2 separate regions of the Mus musculus genome follow, and region 1 is linked to region 2. A link is a loop called in an ENCODE intact Hi-C map of the cell type or tissue named here. Cell type or tissue: gastrocnemius. All regions are shown on one strand. Each heading gives the region's core, and the rest is flanking DNA. Links, peaks and the distances in the headings are about the cores only. Region 1 overlaps Arhgap45 (Rho GTPase activating protein 45). Region 2 holds the start of Cbarp (calcium channel, voltage-dependent, beta subunit associated regulatory protein).

The links. Peaks named below come from ENCODE experiments on the same cell type or tissue, not always from the same donor. Only the 100,000 strongest peaks of a DNase experiment are listed, where the experiment ranks them.
Region 1: it touches region 2 in a loop (2.3-fold over the local background); 1 of 42 quality-filtered maps calls a loop at or near these places.

The regions. Positions count from the first base shown.
Region 1 is chr10:80,027,857-80,038,164 of GRCm38, forward strand. Arhgap45 (Rho GTPase activating protein 45) reads left to right here. Exons shown (of 23, transcript NM_001142701.1): 19 at 1-102; 20 at 801-1,027; 21 at 1,117-1,327; 22 at 2,433-2,520; 23 at 2,876-3,615. The coding sequence ends at 3,192. Polr2e (polymerase (RNA) II (DNA directed) polypeptide E) reads right to left here. Exons shown (of 7, transcript NM_025554.2): 3 at 9,332-9,528; 4 at 9,059-9,117; 5 at 8,908-8,986; 6 at 8,671-8,742; 7 at 8,097-8,445. The coding sequence ends at 8,677. Among named protein-coding and RNA genes, the nearest start is that of Polr2e, 6.6 kb to the right of the region's middle. In gastrocnemius, for the core only: a CTCF peak has its summit at 6,287 (motif pointing right); a DNase peak (open chromatin) is centred at 5,475; H3K27ac peaks cover 3,162 bases.
Region 2 is chr10:80,128,295-80,138,602 of GRCm38, forward strand. It overlaps Cbarp (calcium channel, voltage-dependent, beta subunit associated regulatory protein), which reads right to left and starts at 9,093. Exons shown (of 9, transcript NM_001195268.1): 1 at 8,994-9,093; 2 at 8,749-8,888; 3 at 8,580-8,644; 4 at 8,056-8,200; 5 at 7,081-7,252; 6 at 6,824-6,952; 7 at 6,267-6,474; 8 at 4,711-4,891; 9 at 2,140-3,957. The coding sequence starts at 9,086. The coding sequence ends at 2,994. It overlaps Stk11 (serine/threonine kinase 11), which reads left to right. Exons shown (of 10, transcript NM_011492.5): 9 at 1,611-1,817; 10 at 1,962-2,385. The coding sequence ends at 1,804. In gastrocnemius, for the core only: a CTCF peak has its summit at 5,099 (motif pointing left); DNase peaks (open chromatin) are centred at 3,355 and 5,199; H3K27ac peaks cover 1,222 bases.

The DNA of each region.
Region 1 (10,308 bases), core at 3,891-7,890, 99 kb before region 2:
GAGAAGCTGTGCCAGGCTTTTGAGAATGGCAAAGAGTTGGTGGAGTTGTCACAGGCCTCACCCCACGACATCAGCAACGTCCTAAAGCTATACCTGCGGCAGGTGAGGCCAACCTGGATGAACTGTGGGAAGGGCGTGGCCAGGGTGGAGCAGGGGCGGGGCATTAGCATGGTAGGGGACAGTTAGAGGCTGGGCTGGATGGGCCTCTACTGTGAGTTTGCTAGAGACTATTGGGGGGGGGGGGCAGGTGTGTGCATGGGGACGGGTGGGGTGGTATTGTAAATGGGAGAGGGTCACATTCTATGCTAATAGGCGTGGCAATTGCTGGGTGGGTATGGCTATGGAGCCTGAGCAGCGGCATGGTGATGGGCTTCAGTCACTCTGTATTGGTGGAGCTAAAACTAGGTTGGATCAGCCACCAGGCATTGCTAGGACTAGTGAAGGTTTGAAGCATGGATGAGGTGGACCCAGACACTGCAGTGGGTGGGACCCAAGCACGATGGGCGTGGTCAGAGCTGGGCTGGAGCCAGAAAGGTTCTGAGCTGGTGGGCGTGCCTAGAGGTGGATAGGCAGGGGGTGACTGGTACAGGAATGGATGGGGAATTGTGAGTGTAGTACAGTGGGGCTCTTGCAGTGGTGGGCGTGGCTAACGTTGATGGACAAGCCTCTAGCAGGTCTGAGGCCAGACCGGACTTAAGGTGGTAGGCTTGACCAGGACCTGGCAGGGGGAGGGGCTCGTCAGGTACTCAAGTTGGCTAGGCCAGGCCCAGTGACCTCTCTCTAAATGTGTCACCCTGCAGCTACCGGAGCCCCTTATCTCTTTTCGCTTCTACCATGAGCTGGTGGGACTAGCTAAGGACAGCCTAAAGGCCGAAGCCGAAGCTAAGGCAGCGAGCCGGGGTCGGCAGGGTGGGTCCGAGAGTGAGGCTGCAACCTTGGCTATGGTGGGCCGCCTGCGTGAGCTCATGCAGGATCTGCCAGCCGAAAACCGGGCCACACTCTTATACCTGCTGAAGCACTTGCGAAGGTGAGGGTCCCTGTGTGGTGCAAGAGCTGACTGGGGGTGGGGGTGTCCCGGAGCCACACCCACCTACACCCAACTCTGCCCCTCCCCAGGATCGTGGAAATGGAGCAGGATAACAAGATGACCCCTGGGAACCTGGGCATCGTTTTCGGGCCCACACTGTTGCGGCCTCGACCCACTGACGCCACCGTGTCCCTCTCTTCTCTGGTGGATTATCCCCACCAGGCCCGAGTTATTGAGACTCTGATTGTCCACTACGGCCTGGTCTTTGAGGAGGAGCCAGAGGAGGCGCCTGGCAGCCAGGTAAGGGAGGTGGAAGCCCCTTAGGCTATAGGGAAGTGACACAAATATGCTCGCAGGATTCTGGGCCCATCTCAGTAGTAGAGCGCTGGACCAGCTTACAGGAAGCCCTGGGTTCTGGTTCCATCGCCAGCACCAGTAAGCCAGGTTGCTATGTGGGCTTCTCATCCCAGGACTCAGGAATGGAGGGAGGAGGGCAAGGGCTTCAAGGCTAGCGCCAGCTACAGAACAAGTTTGAAGCTAGCCTGGGCTACATGAGAACCTTATGTTGCTGTATCCAAAAACAAACAAACACCACTTTTAATTACAGCACTGGGGAGGCAGAGGCAGGTACAACTCTATGAATTCCAGACTACTATGGTTTACATAGAGGGTTCCAGGCCAGCCAAGGATATATATTGAGACCCTATCTCAACGAAGTAAATTATTAAGAAGTTAAAAAAGGGGGCTAGAGAGATGGCTCAGTGGTTAAGAGCACTGACTGCTCTTCCGAAGATCCTGAGTTCAATTCCCAGCAACCACACGGTGGCTCACAACCATCTGTAACGAGATCTGACACCCTCTTCTGGAGTGTCTGAGGACAGCTACAGTGTACTTACATATAATCAATAAATAAATCTTAAAAAAAAATTAAAAAAATAAGTCTGAGCTGCCTAGTAGAGGCACACACGTTTAGTTCCAGCTGGCAGGAGGCAGAGGCAGGAGGATCTCTGTGAATTTGAGGGCTGCCTGTTCTACAGAGTGAGTTTCTGGACAGCAAGGGCTACACAGAGAAATCCTGTCTCACAAGACCAACCCACGGAGAAGTTTCTGGGTGAAGGGGTTGGAGATGGTCAGGCTTAGCACTCCAAGTTCCAGTTCCTATTGCAGACGGCTGGATTCTTTTCTCAGCTCTCAAGGGTCAGCTCACAATTGTCTGTGACTTTAATTTCCAGTATATCAGACGCAGTCTTTTGCCTTCATGAGCAGAGAGGATACACACAAGCACACAGTACCTGTAGATCTGTGCAGTCAAAACACCCAAACACTAAAAATAAAGATTACATACATGAAGGCTAGAAGCAGAGGTGGGGCATGCTGGAGCTAGCCCCACCTTTTCTCAATTCAGGAGGGGGCATCCACCCAGTGTGGCCAGCTGGAGTCTGCTGAGGGCATTGTCTTCCCCCTGCAGGAGGAGGCAGAGGACGGAAGCCGAGGTGAGGAGTGGGGCCCACAGACCACAGGGTGGTCAGGTCACGCCGCGTCACTGTCATGATGGGTTGTTCTCATGAACTGCCTTTTCCCATACTGTGTTAGTGGCCACCCATCCCAGGGAGGGGACGGAGGGTGGAGAGGCGGGCCTGTGTCTGTAGACCCACAGCAGAGCCAGCAGAGGGGAAAGAACGGAGTCTCATATGGCTTCGTCTTGGTCACAAGACATGTTTCTCTCCTGTCTTTAGGTCTGTGTGTGTGTGTGTGTGTGTGTGTGTGTGTGTGTGCCTGCGCACTCCAGACTCGCGCTCACGCTCATCTCCCCTCATCCCTCCCTGTGTCCTCTTCTCTTGGCCCCAGAATCTCACGCGGCATCTAATGACTCGGACTCTGAGCTGGAAGACGCTTCTGACCCCCTTTCATCCTCGGACGCCAGTGCTCTACACCGCCTCAGTTTCCTGGAGCAGACCGAGGCAGGCCTGGAGGAAGGTCCCCAGAGCCATAGTGGCAGTGAGGAACAGCTGGAGGGTGAGGATGGAGCCCCGGGTCCGTGGCTGTGTCACTTCAACACCAACCAGTCCAACAACACATCACGGGCCCCTCTGCCCACCATGCGGCTCCGAGGAGGGCAGATCACAGGTGGCACCAGTCAGGAGCGGCAGCCACAGTTCGTCTGAGCTGGGTGGTGATGGCAGGGACCATCAGCTCAATGTCAGCCTTTGACTCGGGGGGAGGGGGGTGTTCCTCACAATGCCGAGGAACTTCAGGGAGATCAGGGCTCCCTGGTACCATGGACACAGATGGATAACAGTCCCAGATGGAGTTGCCTGGCCTTTGTGTGCCTGTGGGGATGCAGCTGCAGATTCCCATGATGGCCTCATCTCTCCCATGGTCCCCATCAGTCTGGATGTGTCTGAGCGGGTACAGCCCTGACCTCTGTGTGTGGAGCTGGAGGTGGCTCTGGCTTCAGGAATCTTGCAGGAGGCTGGACATGGACAGACGGGTGGGGGCACACAGTGGGTCTCTCCCAAGGAGCAGTAAAGGAGCTTTCCACATGAACTCACAATTTTCTTGAAATAAACTTCTTAACCAACTGCCACAGCCCGATCTTGTTCTTTTGCTTCTCAGACAGGGTCTCATTTGGAGCCCTGGCTATCCTAAAGCCCCTTATTTAGATTAGGCTGGCCTTGAACTCACAGGGATCTGCCTCCTTCAGCATCCTACCCACTGGAATGAAAGGCAAGTGCCACAACACCGAACTGCATCTTGCTTTTGTAACATTTACTTTGTGAGTTCGTGTTTTGCCTATGGGTCTGTGAGTCATGCTCATGCTGTGCCTGCAGAGGTGAGCAGAGGGCCCAGATCCTGCACCTGCGCTGTGCGAGGGCAGCCAGGGCTCTCGAGGGACTGGCCTACATTTTAAATCCATCTTCCTTGGTCTGTTTTCTGAGTCCAGTTCAAGCAAAGGCTCAGGAGGTGGCCCAAGCTGTGGGGACCATCCTGTGACAGCAACTCTGGGGAGCTATTAAGTCAGGCAGTCCTGAACACACACTTGTGACAATTTCTGACCAGTTGAGGCAGAGCTGCCCAGAAGAGTGTGCAAGTACAGTTTTTGTTTGTTGGTTGGTTTCTTTGTTTTGTTTTACTTTTTCCCTTTTGAGACAGGATTTCAGAGGCTGGCCTCGAACTTGCTGTGTGGCCAAAGAAGACCTTAAACTACCAATCCTCCCTCCTGCCTCTACCTCCAGAGTGCTAGGACGACAGGGTTCCACGCATGCAAGTGCTTTATCCACTGAGCCCAGGCTCAGGTTCTTGCTTTAATTTTATGGTTTAGTAGTTTAAGGTCTTGAGTTTGACCAGGGCTCTAGGTTCCTCTGTGATTTCCTGGCTGCGTGATGCAGGGATGTCGCTGTCTCTTGTTTTTATTATTTGTAGTGTATGCTGTTTGTACAGACGCTGGAGAGGTCAGAGGACAGCTTACAGTTCTCTCCTCCCACTATGCTGCCTCTGAGGATTAAATGTGGGTTGTCAGGCTGGCAGCAAGCCCCTTCAACGTCTGGAGGACTAGCCTGTAGTCCAGGCTAATCTTGATTAACAGCATCCTCCAGGTTCAGCAAACCAAGTGTGGGGATGACAGCTGTCTGTACGCTATACCCAGTCTGCCAACTACATTTTATTTATTTTTAGTTTTTGGCTTTTTGAGACAGGATCTCTCTACATAGCTTTGGCTGTCCTGGAACTCATTCTGTAGACCAGGCTGGCTTGTCTCTGCCTCCTGAGTGCTAGGATCAAAGGCATGTCGCCACCATGCCAGTCTTTTTGTGGGTTTTGTTCTTTGTTTACAAACTACATTTCATTTATTTTTTGTAGTTCTGGGGAAGAAACCCTGTCCTGCAGAGCTTCAGCCTCGGGAGGGGCGAGTAGCACCTGCCACCCTTCTCAGCCCCTGTCCTCACACATAGGTGGCCCTAGGACACTCCCCACATCAACTCAGTGTGCAGGTCTCAGAAGAAATGCCACTTTGCAGCAAGGACTGTGCTTGCCTGACCCAGGGGAATCCCCAGGTCCTTGAGAAGCTGGGGTGGGGCACGCCTGTCATCCCAGCTCACCGGACACGGACACGAGGTGAGGTTTGGGGGATGGGGCAGCACAGATCCAAAGTTCATGGTCCTCAGCTACGTGGTGAATTGAAGGCTAGAGATGCTGGAAAGGAGAAGCCAGCTTGTTATCCCAAGGACAGGAGTCAAGAGAATTCTCACCCATCCTGCTATCAGCAAGAGGGGAAGGGGCCTTTCTTCCTGGGGTGGGGCTTTCTCTGGGGGGCTTCCTGTTGAAGGGTCAGCCAGAAGCCTGCAGCACACCACAGGCACAGATAAAATGCCTGAGTGCAGGGTGACTCAGAGATGGTCAGGACAGAGTTGTGGTAAGCACTTCAGGGGCTGCCCTGATCTTGGTAAACAAAATGTCTTGGCCCCAGGCCAGGACCCAGACATGAAGGTAGTCTGGACTCAGTTCTTCTTCAAGAGAGGAACTAACACATGGTTGGTTGCCAGTGAATGTATTTGTTAACCTCATAATCATACAATTTGGCTTCTTCTTTTGAAGTTGTTTGTTTTTATGCCGGGTCTATGTGGCCCTGGGTCGTCTGGAACTCACAGAGCCCCCTCCCCAAGTGCTCAGATTAGAGATGGCTCATGCACTGCCTTGCACTATTTTGGAATTGAAACAAGCCCTCCCCCCCTCCCGCCCCCATGACTGACCCATTGAGCCACACCCTGATCCTGACTTACTTGAAAGTCACGAGAACCTTGCCCAGAGGCTGAGAAGTGGTGTGCCCTATTCAGTAAGTCAAACAGTATAGGTCATAAAAAGCCACCAAGGTGGGGCTGCTAGGAAGTTGACAGTGCAGCGCTGAGCATAAAACCCAGGGCTTCCCAATGCTAGACGGGTGTTCAAGTCACACCCACCAAAGGCTGAGGGACACAGTGGACTCCCTGGCTCTTCTTGTGTGACTTCAGAGAGGGTGAACTTTAGCTAAGCTTACTCTCGGCCCTTAGCCTGTGGTGACCAAAGAACTAAGTGAGACCCTTCAGTGTCACCTGTCTCCATTCTCCATCTGCCCACACTGAAGCTGTGCCCCTTGGAGGCACAAACTCTATCCCTTCCCTGCTCCTGCCTACAGGGACCCCAACACTCCGAGTGAGGGCCTCTGGGAGGGAGACTTCCACGCCCTTCTAGGCCTGGCAGGTTTTGGCCAGGATGAATCTGAGTGTTCCTCTAGAGGGCAGACTCATCCTCCTACAGACAGGAGGGGAAGCCTGCTGGGAACTCCAGAAATCTCAGACTCGTCTCATGACCTGAGGTGCCCACAGCTCTGCAGGAGGACCAGGAATCAGCAGCTCTCAGGCTGCCTTTGAGGATTCCACCCTACTGTAGGACACAGGGTCAGGTGCACTGAAGCCCTCTGGAGAGCTCAATGTGACCAATGTGTGTCTAAGAAAATATGGAAAGGAATGGCTCAGTGGTTAGGAGCAATGACTGATCTTCCAGAGATTCTGAGTTCAATTCCCAGAATCCACAGGGAGGCTCACAACCATCTGTTGCCCTCTTCTGGTGTGTATAAAGAAAGAACACTTACATAAAGAAATATTTTTAAAAAATAAACAAAAAGAAAAGGATGGAGTTGGCTTTAAGACCTGGCACAGAGGTAAGGGCACAGGCCATTCTCCCAGGTTCAGCTCCCAGCACCCACATGTTGGTCCACAACCATCTGTAACTTCAGTTCTGGGGATGGGAACAGCAGGCATCCTCAGAAGTCAGACAAAAGGTAAAAAGCTGGGTGTGATAGAGCAGAGGAAGGTAGAACTCTGAGCTCCAAGCCACACAGGCCTGGCTCTCACCTCCAGAAGACCTGTGAGAGAGCCGGGCAGTGGTGACGCATGCCTTTAATCCCAGCGCTTGGGAGGCAGAGGCAGGCGTGTTTCTGAGTTCGAGGCCGGCCTGGTTCGAGAACAGCCAGGGCAGGAGACACATGGAAGCAGGAGCCATATTGAACATCTAATCTCAGCTTCCTAGGAGCAAGATGGGAGGTAGACGCCCAGGAAGCTCCCTGGCTGACAACCTGGCTATCCTCACCTCCACACACAAGCAGGGCAGAGGGCAAAACCAAATGTTTGTAACCTATTTGTGGTAGCACACACCTTTCAGCCCAGCACACAGGAGGCTGAGGGAGGGAGGTTTTTAAGTCTCAGGGAAGCCTGGGTTACACATACTGGGGGACCTTGTCCCAAACTGGAGCCATCTGATTTCAGCACATGAACCCCCCCCCCCCAACCCCCCTGGTGTGTGCCAGACACAGCAATGCTACGTGCGACAAGCCCAGTATCACGCAGCCATCAACAGACATGAGGCTCTAGCAGCAGCCAGTGTGGCAAAACCCTAGGGACACCCTGCTCGAGACGCAGACAAAGACAACAGTGTGGGACAATGGCAGGAGACCAGAACAGGAAGCGAACTCCTGAATGCTGGAGAGGCAGGGTTGGCTGGCTGGCTGACGGCACTAACATGGCTGACATACTGTCCTGGAATTGCTGTCCTGATTGCTGCAGGACCTCATGAACATAGCCAGCACTACTGAGCTGTGTAAGGAAGGGAGGGGACTTGGGCCGTTAGCTGGTACCTTGGGGTAGAGCATAGGTGAGCCGGAGGCAGGAGGCTCAGCTTCTAGGCCAATCTGAGCACAGGATGGGACTCTACCACCTCAGCACAGAGATGGGCAGGAGAGCATGGACTGAAGGGTCACCCCAGTCACTCAGGAAGCCCCTGTACTGCCCTCTCTCAAACCTCAAAGTGGATAGGAAGGGCTGGGTGTGGCCCAGGAGCCTGGCAATTGCATGGTACAAGTCCCTCCACAGTTCCACAACAGGGAGTCTGCTGTGTGGTAACTCAAGTGTGTCTTCGGAAACCACTCCACAGAGCAAGAGTGGCAAGGCCCTGGCCGCTCAGGCAGGAGCAACTGGGAGCTCCAGGAGGGACAGAACGCACCCTGAGCCAAGGCTCTCTAGGATTGCACCACAGTAACTTATCAAAGTATCCTTTAATTCTCAGGAGAGTCCTTCGAGAATGGAGAACTCTGAACAGAACAGTGACCCTGGAGTAAGGAGTGGGGGTGTGGCTGCAGCTCTGGAGTCACTCATCCTGCGACAATGGCCAGGACGGAACCCGTCAGTCAAAAGGCAATCCAGTTATGACCCACAGGCTGTGGCCCACAGCTGTCAGGGTGCTGTGCAGAGCAGTGGGCTCTGGGTTTCCCTGCATGCGGTGCAGCTGTGGGTTCCTCTTCATTGTTTTCCTGGAGACACTCACACCGAGAAGGAGTCCACAGATGTGCAGCAATCCTCCTGCTTCAGTCTCTGAGCACTAGGTTTCCCCTGGCAAGAGTATGGGTTGTTTTGGGTTTGTTTGTTTGCTTGCTTTCTGAGGCTTACTATGTAGCCCTGGCTGGTCTGGAACTCACAGACATCTGCCTGCCTTTGCCCCTGGGCATTAGGATTCAAGCCTACCCTCCCGTTACATTTTATTTTTGTGGGTGCAGCTCTGACCCTCTACCGGGTCAAGGACAAGTAGCAGGCTCATCTGGGCAGTGCTGGGCTCACCTGCGGCTACTGCACCAGGCGGTAGGTGATGTAGCGGCCAGCCGTCTCACTGGGGCGGATGATCTTCACGACCTGTGGGAGCAGGCAGGCGAGGGAGTGGTGGTGGCAGGGCCTTGGGACCACTGGCCTATGGCAATGGTGGTCTTGGCCTCAGAGACAGGGAGGAGATGGAGGAACCAGGGAGATCCAATAATTCCCAAAGGGCCTAGGAGGGGAACAACCACTGTGGCTTCTCACCTGCCCTCGCTTGATCCCAAAGTACCGTGCCACTGGGTCCCCGGCCTGGATTCTGGGTAGCTGGCTCTCACGAAGCTTGCTAGAACAGTCAAGGAAGCAGCTGGCGGGCAGCGCTGGGGTGAGGGGGGTGTGGGGACAGAGTAAAGGATACTATCGAGCCAGCAGTTCAGTCACCTCCTCCTTTGTCATGACCACGTGCTCAGGGACTAGCTGTGGAGACAGAGACCCACCCACAGGCACGCGGCCATCAGGAACTTCAACAGACCAACAGACTAATGGGTATTGTCATGGGGCTGGGACAGAGGACAAAACCAGGCTATTAATATCACCAAGTTGGATGCTCAGGGCCAAAACCGGGGAAGCACCCCGCCCCGGCCCGTGTCCTGGATGCAGGCAGCACTACGCCCCACCCCACCACACACACCTCGTGCTCTGTGATATTGATGAGCAGCTCCTGCTGTAGAAACTGTTCCAGCACATACTTCGGGGCCATGTCCACCAGGGACTGCTTGGCGGAGGGCGTCATGCCCTGCTGCACCACAATCAGCGCCCGTGTGATGTTTTCCTCCTGCATGCGCTGGCAGTATACCTTGATGGTCTTGATGCCCACCTTGGGCTCCTCTGCGGGCACACAAGCACCACCCTCACACTCACTACTGGAGCCTGTGGTCTTAGTTTCTCTGCTTGCAAGGGAAGACTAGAACATCAAGGCAGCCATGATGGGGCTGCCAGGGGGCTCAGCTATCACTGCAGAAGCTGCAGGGTATGCAGGAACTGCGGCCCCCCTGGAACGGGGGTGGGGGCTCTCAGCAGCTCTGGGGTTTGGGGGATATGGTACTGTCAGCTTAGACAGCCTCAAGGAGAAACTGACTGACCAAGAGATGGACCCTGTGTCTACATGAGGCTAGCCTTGTCTCCTCAGGCAGAGCGCAGGAGCAGACCCAGGCCACCTAGTTTGCAAATTGCTGGATAAACACAGGTATATTTACATTATGACTCATAATAGTAGCAAAATTAGTTATGAATTAGCAATGAAGATTTTATGGTTGGAGGTCACAATGTGAAGTGTACTAAGGGGTCCCAGCATCAGGAAGGCTGAGAACCAATGCCCTCCATAGTTGTCCCGGAAGTCATTGTATAGACCAGGCTGGCCTCGACTGCCTGCCTCTGCCTCTCAAACACTGGGCTTACAGGCATATGCTACCATGCCCATCCCCGCACCCCCCAATTCTCACACTAAAAACCAGGTCCCGGGGCCACAAAGCATTAGGTATTAAAAGAGGCAAGCTGTCTGGGGAGACTGAATGTAGCTGCACAGGGAGGTCCTGGGCTCCCCAATAGCCTTCACTCCCACAAGACACCTGCGCTGCTGGCAGAAGCTGTAGAATACAGCACACAGGG
Region 2 (10,308 bases), core at 2,770-6,769:
GGGCAGTGGGTAGGGGCCCTGAGACAGCCACCTGAGGGAGGGTCCAGTGGCCCTCGGTCCTGGCCATGCCTGACCTTATATCGCCTTCTTCCCCAGGTGTCGAGGAGGCGGCCGAGGCAGGGCTTAGCGAGGATGCATGCGACACATGCATGTGGAAGAGCCAGGGCGCAGGCCTTCCTGGAGAGGAGCCCGAGGAGGGGTTTGGGGCTTTAGTGTAGCTCCCTGTCTGCTGCCCCACCCATGTCCTCCATAAAGCTTTGTCCACTGTGTCTGCAGGTGGATGCTTGCCGCGACTTCCCTCCTGTCACTACCCTGACAGGCTCCCCACCAGGGTTTCAGAGAACATGCCTGGGTCCAAGGCCTGAGCTAGGTCCTCAGTGCCAGGGTGGCCACCAGCCAGGGGCTCTTGGGGCCTTTGTTCCTGTGGCCTGCATGCCAGTCCCACTTAGCTCCTGGCCTTTCAAATAGCTTTGGTGGGAGGGTAAGGACCTTGGGCTACTGTGTCTCCTGTAGCAATTGAGAGTTCTAATAGCAGTGCCCGCTGGGTGCCAGGTGGAATCCACAAGGACAGGTATACACCTGATGTCCAGTATGGGCCTTGGCCACAGCCCTTTCTAAGGTTTAAAGCATCCCTATGTGGGAATAGTGTCTTCTACTCTGTCACGTGGAGCCCTTGTCTAGACTGTCCCACAGGCTGGGCTCCTGGCTGAGAGCTGGTTTCTCTGCTGGGGAGAAGATGTACTTAGGTGCTGGTTGCATGAGGGACCCTTAAGGCTGCTGTGGTTTGAAGGAAGGCAAGGGTCTGGGGACACTGGTTGGCCATGGAGCCCATTTGTCAAATGGGGTAGTGTTGCACAGAGTGAAGTGACCGTGCTCTGAGGATAGCCTGATCCCTCTGTACTTGGCATGAGGGTCGGACTCTGCAGCAACAGGACAGGGGCTTTCTACTCAGTGCCTTGTGTGGAGGAGGGGACAGATGCTTTCTCAGAGTCCACCTGACCTCAAGCCTCAGTCCCATGCAGAGTGAGCCAGAGTGGGTGCTGCTAGTGTGGCCAAGTCAGAGGGTTTGGGAGAGAAATTCTGGATCCAGGAGCGTGGGCAGTGGGCTGTGTGCTGGGTTCCACAGCCGCATTGCCAAGCACTGGACTGTGGAGTTACATGTAGACACTGACCTCTGGAGCCTGGGAAGCTTCAGGAGAGGCCATCTTTTGTCCCACTGCGAGGGCAGGCCAACAGAGCAAGCTGGTCTGCAGCCCTCAGCTGGATGATCTCCTTCCCGGTGCTCATCGCAGCTAGTAGCTCCCAGGCCGAATGCTTCATCTCCTTGTGCCTGTACTGAGGGTCTAGAGCCTCTCCCTTGGAGAGCTCTGTGAGCTGGTGCTGGGCTGCCCAGGCTAGACAGGCAGGTGAGCGTGGGCATGCTGCAGGAGGGCCAGGGCATAGCACTGTGAAGGCAGTGGGCCTGCTTGCCTTTGGAGCTACTGAGGGGTGGGTGGCACCAGAGGCTAGAGCACCTCCGACCAGCCTCTGTCACAGTTGGGGCTGGCTGGGCCCTGGGGCTTTGAGCTACCTGCCCCTTGGCTCAAGCTATGCTTGCCATCTTCCCGTAGGACAGGTCCTGGAAGAGGAAGTGGGTCAGAATGGACAGAGCCACAGTTTGCCCAAGGCTGTTTGTGTGAATGGCACAGAGCCCCAGCTCAGCAGCAAGGTGAAGCCAGAAGGCCGACCTGGCACCGCCAACCCTGCGCGCAAGGTGTGCTCCAGCAACAAGATCCGCCGGCTCTCGGCCTGCAAGCAGCAGTGACTGAGGCCTACAGGTGGGCATGGGCCTGGGTCCAGCCATCCCTGGTGTTCACAGTGGGTGTCTGCTGGGCTCCTAGCTCCTTCCCGTAGGGCAGTGCTGCAAGGGGGAAGGTCTGGTGGTTGAGGTGGTACTAAGTGACCACCCATTCTACCAACAGTGTGTCATCAGGATCTCTGGGCAGGTGTCCCTGCAAGGCTGGGTTTTCCAGGCCTGCCTGTCCACTCACTTCGGGACGTTGGAGCCGAGGGCGGACCTGCTGCCCCAGAAGCACTTTATGTCGAGACCACTGGCCGGCCTTGCCTGCATGCCGCCCTGCGAGCCTCGCTGTCTTTGGGTTGGTTTCTTTTTTTTTAATAAAACAGGTGGATTTGAGCTATGGCTATGAGGGTGTTTGGAAATATGGAGCAGGCGGGGCACAGGGTGGCCTGCAGAGAAAACCCAGAGCAAACAAATATGCAGAGACATTTATGATTAACCAGACAACACGACCAACCACAGAGGGCGCAGGGCAGGGAGTGGGCAGGCACTCACAGCGAGTCTGCCCTATCTTTTGGCAATAAATAAAGCTTGGGAAACTTGAAGCTGCCACCTGGGCTGTTCTGTCCGTTGTGTCCAAAGCCCAAGGCTCTCGGGGAGGAATGAGACGGGGAGCCTGTGCACATGCAGAGAGCAGGCGCGGTCGGTTATTGCTCAGAGAGGAAAGGTAGAGCGCATACCATGGACAGGGTAAATCAACTCAGAATATGGGGCGGCGAGCTCCTCTCTGATCCTCAGTGCCCCACAGTCACTTCACCTCCAGTAGGTTCGCTCACACAGTGGCAGGCAGTGTTACTGCCTGCCAGTGCTCACGAGTGGAGGGTCAGCTGATCCTGGAGGGAGGCTGCACATGCACCTCAGAACCTGCTCCACCAGCATCTGTGGCCAGAGGCTGGGTGCTGGGGTCAACCATATATGGACCGGAGAGTCCAGTCTCGTCATCCTCCCTGCAGTTGAGCCTGGGTCCTGGAGCCTCTTGCTTCCGGAGGCCACTGCGCTAAGTGCCCAGGGGACACTATATGTGCACACTTGGGATTTGGGGGCCGTGTACCCATGCACGGCCACCTCAGGTTGCTCCCGCTGTTGCCACCATTCCCACAGCAGCCCCATGTGCTGCCGGAGAAGCAGCAGAGAGGCAGGTCCAGTACAGAGCTTAGGCCGGGCTGTGGTCAGGGGATGTAGGGGCAGCAGCAGCGACAATCAGCACCTGGGATGAGGCAACTGGCTCAGCAAGACGGGGAGAGAAGAGTCTCTCGTCGAGGCTGGCTGCTAGCTTGTCTAGCAGGGCCCCGGCGGGCTCAACGCACAACCCAGAGCCTGGGCAACCACCGCCTCCACCGCCAGGCTCCTCCTCGATGACAGGAATGGATGGGTCATCACCCGTGATGGGCAGCGCACGGCCTTCAGGAGGACAATCAACGCTGTCCCCACGGCGTAATGGCGCACGTGTAGGGCGGGCCACTCCAGGGGGCGTGGCTGCACGTGCACCACCGGGGTCGCTGTGCTGCCGTCCTCTCTGTTGCCATTGCTTCCGCGCATGAGTGTGAGGATGTGCACGTGTGCGGTGACGCGGTGCATCGTCAAAATGAGGGTCATGGCGCAGGAACTCATGGAAAAGAGCGTCCGTCTTCTCGTCGATGCTGTAATCGCGGCGCGGCCTGCGTGGCCAGGCTCGCGGGCTGCGGGGAGGACTGCGGGCTGGAGCAGGAAGTTCTGAAACTTCGTCGCCTGCTCCGCGCCCCTCGATGCTCGCATAGCCACTGTCCATCTGTAGCAGGCGGCGGGCTTCGCCGTCCTTAGGCCTCAAAGCAGGTGGAGACTCCGGAGGGGGTGGGAAGGCGGGTGCTGCCCCTCCACCTCCGGAACCCGAGCCCGAGCTATCGCCGCTGCGCACTGAGTCGCGGTCATTGCCGCTGCTGCTGTGGTCCGATGCAGTGGCTGCATGGAGCTCGAGCGAAGCACGAAGGCTCCACAGGTCACGGTAGCTGCACTGTGCATGCTCGGCGTCCTGCTCTTGCTGCGGGTCCTGCTGCTGCGCATGCTCGGGCCCCAAACTGATGCCATGCTCCGGAGGAGTCTCAGGGCTCGCTCCTCCCGCCGCCTCTGCTGCCTCTAGCCTGCAAGGCCAGGCCCATGTGGTCAGAGCCTGCAGGCATTGCCCTGCCCTGCCGGCCACATGTTTGTGCTTTAGGGACTATGGACACGGAGGGTCTCCCATGGGGTCTGGGCCACTCCTAAGTAACTCTTGATTTGCAAGGGTACCAAGAGAATGGACCTGAAACAGACTCCAAATCATCAGCCCCTTGTCCTAGGTTACTGCACCCACTGGTCAAGGGCTGATACAGCCAGGTGTGAATCAATGAAGCTAAGGGTCAGCCCCAAGTTTGCAAGGCCTCAGCCTGCATCCCAGTGGTTTTAGCATTTGGGAGTTTTGTTTTTGACTTGGAGGGAGGGAGGTTATTTCTGATTGCAGCTGTTAGCAAGGCCGCTCCTTGATTGGGGTCAGGCATACATCAGGAGTGCAGGTAGGCAGAAGGGATGCTGGCACCACTGAGGAGCCCTTCAGGCCTCGGAGCCTGCCACATATCGGCAAGGCCACAGGAGGCCCCAGCCCACTGCCCTGCTCTGGAGGGTGTCTCATCTTGGAAACCCTGGGACCATCAACTGCCCACCTACCCTTACCCAAGCTCTCCCTGCTTCCCTCCTCCTTCTCCGGTCTGCGTTGGAGAGGTGGCCCCCACGAGGTGGCCAGGGTGACTCGAGTTCGTGTCCACAGGGCCAGGAGGGCAGTCCCTGGGCCACCTATGGGGGACGGGGCAGGGCAGGGGCCCACAGGCCCACCCTTAGCACCTCTATCTACTGAAAAATACCTGCCGAGAGTGGGGGGCGGGCTGGTGGGGCTGGCCAGAAAGGGGCGGGGGGGTGGGAAGGCCACCGAGTCGCCTGCGCTGGCAATGTACTGAATGAAGTCGGCATGGGGGACGTCCCCCTCCTGCTCCATGCTCTCACTGGCTGCCCGCTGCCGCTGAAAGTGGTGCCTCTTAGGGGAACCTGCAGTTGAAGATCAGGCCAGAACCAGAGATTAGGCGTGGGCTGAAAGCCCTCACAGGACGGCAGTCCGGATGACCCTGGCTGGACCCGTGTGGCCATGAGAAAGGATGCCCAGAGCCTCGAATGGCCCAGCTCTTGCTGAAGTCATGGCCTAAGCAAGCTGGGGTTGTTGGGAGCCTGCATGGGAGGGAGGGAGGAAGATGCCACCTGCAGGCCGCACCATGCCCTGGGAAGCTTAGGTGAACTGCACCACCCGTGCCCCCAGCTCCTGGCCAGAAGCCAGGATCTTACCCCAAATAGAACTGCCAGAGTGGGCAGTCCTCCATGTGGGCTGGGAGCCATGGGGCTGCACCAGTGGTTATGGCTAATCTGCACCAGGAATCCTGACTCCAGCTCAGAGCCCAGATCCTTACCAGGCAGTCAAGAGGACTGCCCCTCCCACCAGAGCACCGCAGAAAGGAAGTGAAGTGAGCCCTCTGCCACCCAGGTCCTCCCTGGTACTCCCTCACCCTGTGTCTTCCACCTCCTCCCCCACAGGAAAGGTCAGTACCTACGTGGCACTGTCTTAAGCAAGGCCAGGGCACCCTACAATTAGGCAGCCCTGTATCCTAGGGCCAGCAGGCTGCTACCTGTTTGTGTAAACTGCTTTATGGGCACAGGCCACACTCATTTGCATATGGAAGTCACTTCCTAAAGCAACAGCTGAGATGGGACACTGTCCTCACAAACACCCAGATTGTTACAGTCCAGGGCCTTATTGAAAGTTTTGGGGATTAGCTGGGCATGGCGTGTCCTGCTGCTAATCCGAGCACTTCAAGAGGGCTGCAGGAAGTTCAAGGTCTACTTGGGACACACAGTGAGACACCTCAAAATAAAAGGCATTCATAAATCCTAAAATTAGTCCAATGCTCCCTTTGTCTTTTTTTGGAGATAGGCTCTCATGTAGCCAAGGCTAGCCTCAAATCTACATAGCTGAGGCTGGCAATGAGCTCTTGTCCTCCAACTGCTGCCCTTCCATGTACTGGGAATGTGCACCAAAACACTGGAGAGGGAGCCTCGGCTTCACGCAGGCTGGCGCGGTCCTCTATCCCAATGGCTTGTTTCAACAACTCAAAGTCATACAGGCAAAAGGACCAGGTGGAGGTCCAGGGAGCTAGGGGATCGGTGTGCTGATGGATGAAGGGGGGACCACACCAGCTCTGAGCACCCCGGGGGCCTTGGAGCACCGGTGACAGGATGGTCATGTGCCTAAGAGACAGGGTACCAGCAACTGACAGCTTTCCTAGAGACATTCAGGCCCTGGGAGTCCCTGGCCATTTGAGAGGCCTCCATCAAGATGGCCCCTGGAGGTCATAGTCACTCTGGAATGCCTTACCTCTCGTGTCCAGACTGGACGCTCTCTGGCTGGGCTCCAGCTTCCATTTCTTGACCTTGAAGTAGGGGCTGGCTCCATCCAGGCTGGCATGTCGGCGTAGCCGAGTGAAGAATTGCAAAACAGTGCCCGACCCGGAGGAGCCTGTGCCCATCTCCCCAGGCACTGTTTCAGGCCCAGCAGCCTTGGCACCCCGGGTACCTGCATCTAACTGGAGAGGTGGGGGGAAGTAGGGATAACTGTCAGGCAGGAACGGGATCCCCTCCCCAGCAGGCCCTGGCCCAATCCCTGGGTCCCCATGAAGTGTGCCTTTGGCCACTCCCTTCTGGCAACCCTTCTCAAGCCAGCTCTGCCATCCTGCCCTGAATCCTGCCTTTCACGGGGGAAGGATCCTGCCTACAAGTTCTGTTCCTTGGGCTTTAAGTGAAGCTGTCCACTCTTCCCACCAGCCTGGCTCTTACAGGGAATCCTAAAGTACCATGGTCTGGGAGCAGAGTGGTTCTGAGAAAGAAGTCACCAAGATCTTGGGATACTGTAGGGACACCAGAGGGAACCCTCACCGAAATGCCCTCCCCAGAGTCACTGGAGGTTGAGGGGCTGATCTCTGAGAAGTCCACGGAGTTGTAGGGACCTCCTGGCAGGGCGGAGCTGGGGCCGACTGAGTGGCCGGTGAGGGTTTTCCCAGGGGGCTGTGAACAGAGAGGTTGGTGAGGGAGGAGGGACAGAGAGTACAAGTAGGTGAGGGGCGATCCCACCTTCCCACCCCAGCCTTCCAAGACCTGCTGAAGACCACAGGCAGCTGTAACCTTGACCTCACCTGGAAAATAGCCAAGCTGTCCTTGGAGGTGGTAGCTGGGTGGGGTGTGGCCGCTGCACTGGCCTCCCCCGAATCACACTCATGGATAGTAGCGATTTTGAGGGGCGGTAGGTGGAGGTGGGTGAGGCGGGCATTCTTGAGGTGATGGAAATCCCCTTCTGTCAGGGTGTACCTATGTTGGGGACCCCAGCAGTCAGCCCTTGGCAGTCCCTCGCATAGCACCTACATTTAACATCTTGACAGACAGGTCTCTCCCTGTTTAAGACTTTGAGCTTTTAATTCTCATGCCTCCACCTATCAAATGCTGGGGTGACAGGTTTTTGTTTAATTTCTGAGACAAGGTCTCTCTATGTAGACCAGGCTGGGCTTAAACTCACTAAATACCCACCTGCCTCTGCTGGAGACTGCCATTTGTTTGTTTGTTTTTTGAGACCAGGTCTCACTCTCTAGCCTGGGTTTGGCCTTGAACTTTGCAGCAATCTTCCTGGCTCTGCCCACCATGTGCTGGTGTTCTTTTTAAAGCAGGTCTTTGAAATACACCCATGGCTGACCTGGAACTCTCTCTGTGTATTTTCTATGCAGACCAGTCGGGGTCTGAAATTTGTAGCAATTGGGGCTGGAACCATGGCTCAGGAGTTAAGAGCACTATGGCTCTTGCAGAGGACCTGAGTTGGGTTCCCAGCACCTATACTGAGCTACTCAGAACCACCTGTAATTCTAGCTCCAGAGAGATCTGACACCCTCTTCTGGCCTCTGTGGGCACTTGAAACCACATGTACATACCCCCACACAAAGACATATAAATAGGTAAAAATTTAAAAATAACTCTAGTAATTCTCCTGCCTCAGCCTTGCTTAGACCTCGATATTGATACTTACTCTACTCTCCACCCTGCCAGCCCATACCAAGAGACCTGAGCCAGGATCCCCAGCTTTCATCACCAAGCTGCTGTGACCTCCCCCTGACTTCTCTCACCGGCGGCCCTTGTCCTGAGCCTTGCGGCTCTGTTCAAACAGGGCAGCCTCGTTGAAGGACACGCGGCGGCCGGTGGAGCTGGTGGCTAGGAAGCGCTCTGTTTCGGTGTCCTGGCCCTCGGGGTCTTCCCCCCTGCAGTCGGGGTCTGTGAGGAGAGCCAAGAGAGGGTGGGCCCGGGGTGGGCCGCGCGTGTCTGGCTGCCAGGCAGGCCGCTGGGCGGGGTGGGCTGGGAGGGGGGCACGGGCCGAGTGAGGGCAGGACGGGGCGGGCTGGGCGGGGCGGCGGGCACTCGCTCATCCGCTCACACACTCACTCGCTCTCAGCACGCGCCTGTGCGCACCTACGCCTGGGCGTTAAGGAAACAGAGATGAGTCGGACTCGAACTGCGCCCAGTCTGGTGGGGGAGACAGACAGACAGACCGTCAGGCGGCCCGAGGGGGCGGGCAGGGGGCCGAGGGGTGGGGCGCGGCGGGAGGCACAGTCAAGTGCAGCTAGGGGTGCTGCAAGCCGCGCGGGCCCCTCACCTTGTATAGGGTGGGTGCCGTTGTCCAGATAAGTAGTGGTGGTCTTCTCTGCTTCCTCCATGGCCCTGAGGAAGAAAGGGGAAGAAGAGTGAGCAGGAATGGGGCGTCTCCACTCTGAGGCTCTGCAAGCGCGCCTGGGCATGTGTCAAGTGGTTCCCAGGACAAGCACCTGTTGAAGCGCTGGTGCACCTCCCAGCAGCGTTTGCAGAGCAGAAGAACGCCAGACAGCACCACCAGCGTGCCTCCAACGAACAGCGACATCACCACCACCAGCAGCACATAGTTGTCCAAGATGGGGTCAGGCTCCGCCTGAGTCGGGGTTGAGTGCACAGGGCGGGGCATGTCAGGGCTCCACCGCAGAGTGGGGTTTCCATCCCACCTCTACCCCCAGTCTCCAGGAGTCACCCAACCCACCGTGGGGCGGCTGGTGGCATTGTCCCACGAAGTCGTCAGGGCAACAGTGGCGGTAGTGGCGGCCGCTGTGGCCATGGTGGCCGTGGGCTGCATTTTGAGGCTACAAGTAGGGCATAGAGCCAGCTCAGGTTCAGCTCTGCCGGCCCCTCCCCACAAGAGCCCCTGCAAGTCAGCCCCTACGTCCCCGTGCAGCAGCAGCAGCCGCCGTCACTGGGGTGACTCATGGACAGGTGGGGCCGAGTCTTACAATGTGAGTGCCCCCCCAACTCCCCATCCCCGCAGGGGTGCCTGGAGCCAAGGCTCCCCCCCCCCCCCACACACACACACGCCAGGACCTCTCTTTCGCCATCTTTATCACATAAAAGGTGTCATCGCGCTTGCGCAGCACTGTGTGTGTGTGTGTGTGTGTGTGTGTGTGTGTGTGTGTGTGTGTGTGTGTATGTGTGTGTGTAAATGTGGCTTTCCCAAATGCCAACCACCTCCCTGGCTGGCTGGGGTGGCCAGACCGGCAAGGTAGCGCAGCCATGCCCAGGAAAGGGAAAGCACCCTTGGAGGAACAAACACATGACGCCTCCACAGCATACTCAGGCAACATCCCAGGTGTCCTTCTTGTCTCAGGGTCTCATGGTGCAGAAAAGGAATTGAAGGTAGTGCACCTAAGGTGTGGGCGGGGCTGTACTAATGATTCCCCCACCCCCAGTCACGACTCGATAGGGAAAGGTCCTTGTTCCCCACACTGGTGGGAGTGCAAAGGACAAAAGACGCTCATCTGTTCCTGGCCTGAAAATTTTGGTTCCCATGGCGACGGTGCGCAGGGCCGCGCAGTGGCGGGGGGGGGGGGGGGGGCTGTTGCCAAGCAGAGGGAGGCGGGCGGGGGCGCGGGGGAGGCCGCCCACAGGGGCGCCCCAAGGCTTGGCCAAGATGGCTGCTCACCAGGCCTCTGCCAGAAGCGTGGAGAAACTGAGGCTAGGGCACATCATGGGGTGGGGTGGATTCAGAAGGGGCTTGTTAAAACTGCACCTGACTCAGTCCGGGAATGAAGATGATTCTGGAGTAATAAAGGCCATTTTGGCCATCCATCCCTACTTCCCACACCAGCGTGAGCATGCAAACCCCTTTCCCATGGAAGAAGAGCCCGCAGGCTCCACCGTCACCAGTGTTTTTCAGACTGGATGGTGGAGGAGTTGTGGGGCGAAACCTGAATAAACGATGTACCCCCCCCCAGAAGGCTACGTTTCCTCAGCGCACCCAGGCAGAGAGCAGCGGGCATCAATTTTGGTGGGTGGCATGGGGCGCATACGTAGGTCGGGAAATG